Regions from separate parts of the Homo sapiens genome. Here region 1 is linked to region 2. The links are chromatin contacts, found by Hi-C or POLR2A ChIA-PET in ENCODE. All regions are on one chromosome and are shown on one strand. Each heading gives the region's core, a stretch centred on a gene start or an enhancer-like site at or near the end of the contact. The rest is flanking DNA. Distances are from core to core; before and after follow the strand shown. Region 1 overlaps ASRGL1 (asparaginase and isoaspartyl peptidase 1). Region 2 holds the start of SCGB1A1 (secretoglobin family 1A member 1).

The links. Hi-C counts contacts between places; a loop is a spot of excess contacts on that map. ChIA-PET counts read pairs that join two places held with the same protein, here RNA polymerase II (POLR2A). Pooled maps may share reads with other maps.
Region 1: a map of ascending aorta shows a loop between it and region 2 (5-fold over the local background). The contact joins the enhancer-like site here to the promoter of SCGB1A1 in region 2. A Hi-C loop is called at or near these places in 16 of 168 maps with a recorded cell type or tissue (CD4-positive, alpha-beta memory T cell, CD8-positive, alpha-beta T cell, Caco-2 and 12 more), 4 of 37 single-sample maps with no recorded cell type and 24 of 50 pooled maps. POLR2A ChIA-PET finds 5 or more read pairs at or near these places in 10 of 52 experiments (BJ, Caco-2, GM12878 and 6 more).

What each region holds. Positions count from the first base shown.
Region 1 is chr11:62,379,587-62,382,526 of GRCh38, forward strand. All of the region lies in intron 4 of ASRGL1 (asparaginase and isoaspartyl peptidase 1), which reads left to right. Among named protein-coding and RNA genes, the nearest start is that of SCGB1A1, 38 kb to the right of the region's middle. RefSeq lists an enhancer at 2,559-2,940. Within about 2 kb of position 1,384, at least 2 of the 41 ENCODE cell types and tissues checked have a DNase peak (open chromatin) inside an H3K27ac peak, as active enhancers do.
Region 2 is chr11:62,417,650-62,420,571 of GRCh38, forward strand. SCGB1A1 (secretoglobin family 1A member 1) reads left to right here and starts at 1,384. Exons shown (of 3, transcript NM_003357.5): 1 at 1,384-1,501. The coding sequence starts at 1,447. The region is part of intron 1 of LOC102723765 (a long non-coding RNA gene); the gene reads right to left. RefSeq lists a silencer at 408-702.

The DNA of each region.
Region 1 (2,940 bases), core at 134-2,633, 38 kb before region 2:
TCTTCCTAAGATTAGTCCTACAGTCCCCTCAGGCAGGGGGCCATATACCCCTGTGGGAATTTTTTGTGGGGGCTCCCCTGAAAGCAGAGAGACTGCTTGTATAGTACATAAATCTACTGCTACACTGCCGCTTGTGGCAGGGGACAATTGTTGTATTGTGGTAACTGGCTCATTCCCTGAGGCACTTGTGACAGTGGGGGTTGTTGTCCCTGAAAACCCTGAGGAACAAAGGGCTGAACTGGGAATGCCCCAGTTTGTTGCAGGGCCTGAGGCTGGCCCCTTTGCTGTTTCCTGACAATAGTTGCCCATTTCTATCAAATTTAGAATTTGATAGAATTCTAATAGTGTTTTTCTTTTTTACATCTTGGACATAAGTCGGGTGGCTCTTTATCTGTTGTTGTTGTAGTAGCTTGAATAGTTATATTTTGTTTTTTTGAGGCTGGGCAATTCTTTTTTAGATGACCAATTTGACCACAATTATAACATTTTCCCCCAAATGTTCTAACTTGTCCTCCTAAAGCAACTCCCATTATTGCTTGAGCCATAAGCATAGTTTTATGCATAGCTCCTCCAATTCCATCATAGGCTTTTACGTACTCTGAGATTACATCTGATCCTGTGGGAACCTTCCCTTTTAATGGCTTAGTGGCTGATTGACACTCAGGATTGGCGTTTCCATATGCCATCAACTCCACTATGACCTTACGGGCATTTTCATCGGTAATTGACTTTTGAGCAGCATCTCGGAGCCTTGCCACAAAATCAGGGTAGGGCTTTTTAGAGCCTTGTCTTATTGTATTGAATGAGGGGCAGGTGGTTCCTGGGTCTTGGATTTTTTTCCCAGGCCCTAAGGCAGATAGCTCTAACTTGCTCAATGGCCTCATTTTGCATTATTGCTTGTTGATTAGTAGTGCTCCAATTTTGACCTTTTCCTAATAGTTGATCTGCATCTATGTTAACTGGAGGATTGGCAGCCCTATTACTTCAGACCTGTTCTTGTGCCCCATCAATCCACCAACTCTTAAATTGTAAAAATTGAGACAGTGAGAGTGATGATTTGGCCAAAATCTCCCAATCATAAGGAATGAGTCTATGTCCATGAGCAGTGGAACCTAATAATGTTCTCATATAAGGGGAGTTGGGTCCATACTGTTTTACTCCCTCTTTCATATCTTTTAACATTTTTATAGAAAAGGACTCATATCTGGCCCCAACTAGGGTAGGCGCTCCTTCTTGGGCCCCTTCTCCAGGTGGCATCGGTACTGGGAATTGCCACGCCTCAATATCTCCTTGTTTCCTTGCCTTATCAATAATTTTATGTAATGCACTACCTTGTCCACTAGGTGGTGCTGTAGGATAAAGTCTTATAGTGGGCGGCTGAGGCTATAGCGCCCTGCCCTGTGGTGCTGGAAACACTCCTGGCTGTCCATACTGATTTTCTGGGGGCGGCCGATACTGAAGTTCGGCTGGCGGCCAGTATTGATAGGCTACTGGCGGTTGGGTCTTATTTTCTACCGGCTGATATTGTGGATACTGTATTTGGATTGGCGTTGCCATGACAGAGACTCTCTATTTGATATTCTCTTGGGGTTTGTACTTGTCTAACCTGCATTTGAGGTTGTAATGTTACAGGCATCTGAACCGCTGGAAGAGGAGTTGGCCATCATGGTTTAGACTCTGATGGCCCCGCTAATTCTGGACCTTTTTCTTCTAATTCTAATGCTTCAGGATATATTACCTCCTGTAATTGATTGTAGTCAACATTTTGCATTGACCGAGCCATTACAGACTCTGCTACATATTTACAATGTGAACTTTTGAACTTTCCATTCCTTTCTGGGATTCTATCCCTGCCTATTCTTCACAATCTATTACACAGCTTTCAGGGGCATCAGCAACTGAAACGCTATCTTCTCCTGTTTGAAACAGTTCTAAATTAGCTGCTTTAATAATGGCCCAATCATTCCATACGGTAAGTGGGATGATTTTACCCTTCCTACTTGCTTGTTTTAATTCTTTGCCAATTTTTTCCCAATCTTTTAGATCTAAAGTTCCCTGTTCTAGAAACCATGGGCAGAATTGTTCTACTGTTTGAAATAGCGTGATTAGATTTTTTTGTAGAGACTCTAACTCCCCCCTTTTTAAAAGAATTTTAATAAAGCTGAGATAAGAGGCATATTTACTTTCAGTTTGCCCCATTGTTACCCTAGGTTCTTCCGAGGGCACAAGCTTACCACAAGACTGACTGTAGACGTACTCGGGAATCTCTCATCAACTTGTTCTCAATGACCACGCTCTAGCTCACCTTCACCCTAGAGAAAAGCACCCACGTTGGGCACCAGATGAAGGGGTGGCCAGCCCCTCTACACCTGTGGGCGTTTCTCATCAGGTGGGACGAGAGACTGAGAAAAGAAATAAGAGGCTGGGTGCGGTGGGTCACGCCTGTAATCCCCGCACTTTGGGAGGCCGAGGCCGGTGGATCACGAGGTCAGGAGATCGAGACCATCCTGGCTAACAGGGTGAAACCCCATCTCTACTAAAAATACAAAAAATTAGCCGGGCCCAGTGGCGGGTGCCTGTAGTCCCAGCTACTCAGGAGGCTGAGGCAGGAGAGACAGAGACAACGTATAGAGAAAAAAAAGTGGGCCCAGGGGACCGGTGCTCAGCATACGGAGGACCCCCACCGGCAACAGTCTCTGAGTTCCCTCAGTATTTACTGATCATTATCTCTACCATCTGGAGAGGGGGATGTGGCAGGACAATAAGTTAATAGAGAGGAGAGGGTCAGCAGGAAAACATGTGAACAAATGTCTCTGTGTCATAAATAAGGAAAGGTGCTATGCCTTGATGTGCATGTATACAAACATTAAAGAGCAGTATTGTCGCTAGCACCTCTCACCTCCAGCCCTAAGGCTGTTTTCTCCTATCTCAGTAAATAGA
Region 2 (2,922 bases), core at 134-2,633:
TACCCCAGTTCCCGACTCCTAGCACCACATCTGGCACATCATAGGTGGTCAGCATTTATTGGATGAATGAATGGATCAATATTTGATTGAGTCTTGAAGTACGAATAGAATTTGGCGAAGTGGACAAGGCAGGAAATGTGTATTCAGGCATGAGGCTTAGCTTGTGCATAGGTAGAAAGGCATGAAAAAACATGGAACATTCTCGAATCCACAAATAGTAAGAGAGGGCTAAGTCGTTGTGTGGGGGAGAGGAGAAATGAAGTTCAAATGGTAGGCAAAGGTCAGTGGGCAAGGGCCTTGTAAATTGCACTTGAATTTTATTCTTTAGGCAAAAGGAAGAGTTTAAGGGTTTCAAGAAGAAGGACACGACCAGTGGGTTTTAGGAAGATCATTCTGATGGCCTTTCAGAGGATGGCTGAGGAGAGCTAGCAGGGAGGCAGGGAGGTCGAGTCAGGGGATTTTGACCAGGCCAGGTTAGGTGCTATGAGGCCCGGGCTTTGGAGAAGAACCAGGAAATGGCAACTGGAGGCAAGAAAGGGGAGAAGGCCAAAGCCTGGGAACCATCAACACTTAAGAACAGTAAAGAATAAACATCTAAAGAGAACAAGAAGGAATGGCCAGAAGAAGGAAAACAGGAAAGAACTGAGGCGTGGGAGCGCAAGAGAGAGAATGGTTCGAGAAGGAAGCAGTCACAGGTGTCAAGGCCATTGGGAGGTCAAGTGAGATAAGGACTGAAGGTCCCACCAATTGGGCCATCAGGAGCACAGGACTTGAGAGCACTTCTGGGTGGGAACAGACCCAGCCTGGGGCAGGGCTCAGGTTTCTGATGGGAATTCTGGAAGGGTCCCTTTTATTCAACATGCTTCAATCCAGGGGCCCCCGAAGTCTGACCACAGCAATGCTCCAAACCATGTGTCTTTCCTGGCTTAAGGTTCAGTCGCCCTCCTCAGAGGGGAGCCTATGAAAGAGCCCAGTGGAGTGTCAGGGTCCTGAGTCCTAGTCCTAGTCCTGTCCCTGCCACTTGTGAGGGAACTTGGGCCTCAGTTTCTCCAGGTGGGCTCCACAATTGCTTCTCTTGATCTGGACTGCCCCAGTGCCCAGGTTCAGTGAGTGACACAGGCAGCTGGGTTTCCACATCCTCTGACTTGGGTTCCCTTCACTGCCTCCAGGCAGGGCTCGGCCCTCCACCCCCAAGTGGCCCATTGTGTGAGCTCAGTTTCAGTGGGGACAGAAACTGGGTTGAGAAAAGGGAATATTTACCTATCCCACCAAGCCAATGCCAAGTAAATAGTGCAGTATCTTATGTAGAGCCCTTGCCCTGCCCTTCCCCATCTGGGTGCTGCTGCCTAGAGCATATAAAAGGCACCTTGCTGGGCATGTCTCATACTAGCCCACCAGACTCAGAGACGGAACCAGAGACGGGCCAGAGCATCCCCCTCCTCCACCATGAAACTCGCTGTCACCCTCACCCTGGTCACACTGGCTCTCTGCTGCAGCTCCGGTGAGTGCTCAGAGACCCTTCCCTCCCTCCTGGACTTAGGAACTCTCAGGACCCCCCAGTTCTGCTCAGAAGAAGGAGTGAGCTGCCCATTCCTGCTCTGGAGCTGCTGGGAGGACCTGGGCATGCTGAGTCTCAGAAAACTGGGTCTGGTGAGCAAGCTCATCTTGGAAACTTGGAGAGAGCCCCAGGCTGTAAGGAAGCCTAAAAAGGGTCCCATCTTCTATATCCAACAACCCTCAGAATCCCAGGGAATGGAATAGCCTGGAGGGAGGAGTGGAGAATACCCCATAAAGATGAGTACATCCAGCATAGGAATAATGAGGCCCTCATCCCAGATCTGGACAGACTCCAAGATGCTGAGACCTTGGTGCAGCCTCCAAGTCTGGGGTCTCCACTCCATGCTGGCAGCTGAAGTCACTGGAAGGGGAGCTGCAGGGACTCGTGACCCCAAAAGAAACCCAACCCAAGACAAGGTCTCTCATTCTGGGCACAGAGGAATATTCCAGAAAGAGAGCTTCCCTTTGGGGAACTGCCAACCCAGAGTGAAGTTTTCTAAACATTTCCGTCCTCTGCAAAAGGGATTAGGAGTCTCTGAGTAGTTGCTGCTGTCACTAAAAGGAAAAGAACTGTGGGGGGAAGAGGGGCAGAAAGAGAGACGGAGAGAGGGGGAGAAAGGAAGGAAAGAAGGATCACAGCTCTCTCCAAGATCCCCCGTCTTTGGGGAACTGGGTTATCTAACTCTGTTTTTCACTCTGCGTCAGCCTCTTCCATTCTCATCTGAAAATGCTGTTGTTATTTTTTAATAAACAAACTCCAATTAATTCACTTGGAAAGCTTCACAACACCCATGGAGATAAGTTTTATGACCCTGGGGAGTTAGAAAACCCAAACCAAGAAGCAGTAGGAACAACTATTTTGCAGAGAGGTTTATTTGTTTTTCAGAGAAAATGACATCATTTTGGACTGAAATGTGTATTAATTAGAAGATCTCAGTGCTGTCTGCGTACAGAGGTGGGTGGCTGAGCAAGATAGGACTGCAACATGTTAAGGGGTGGGTCAGAGATGCATTTGTCTATTTGTGTGCACATGCATACAATATTTAACACTTACTTCACACAATGTGCCAATCACTGTCACCCTTTCACATAATATCTCTTTTCATTCTTTTTTTTTTTTTTTTTTGAGACAGAGTCTCGCTCTGTTGCCAGGCTGGAGTGCAGTGGCGCGATCTCAGCTCACTGCAACCTCCGCCTCCCGGGTTCAAGCGATTCTCCTGCCTCAGCCTCCCAAGTAGGTGGGATTACAGGCACGCACCACTGCACCCAGCTAATTTTTGTATTTTTAGTAGAGACAGGGTTTCACCATGTTGGCCAGGATGGTCTCCATCTCTTGACCTCGTGATCCACCCACCTAGGCCTCCC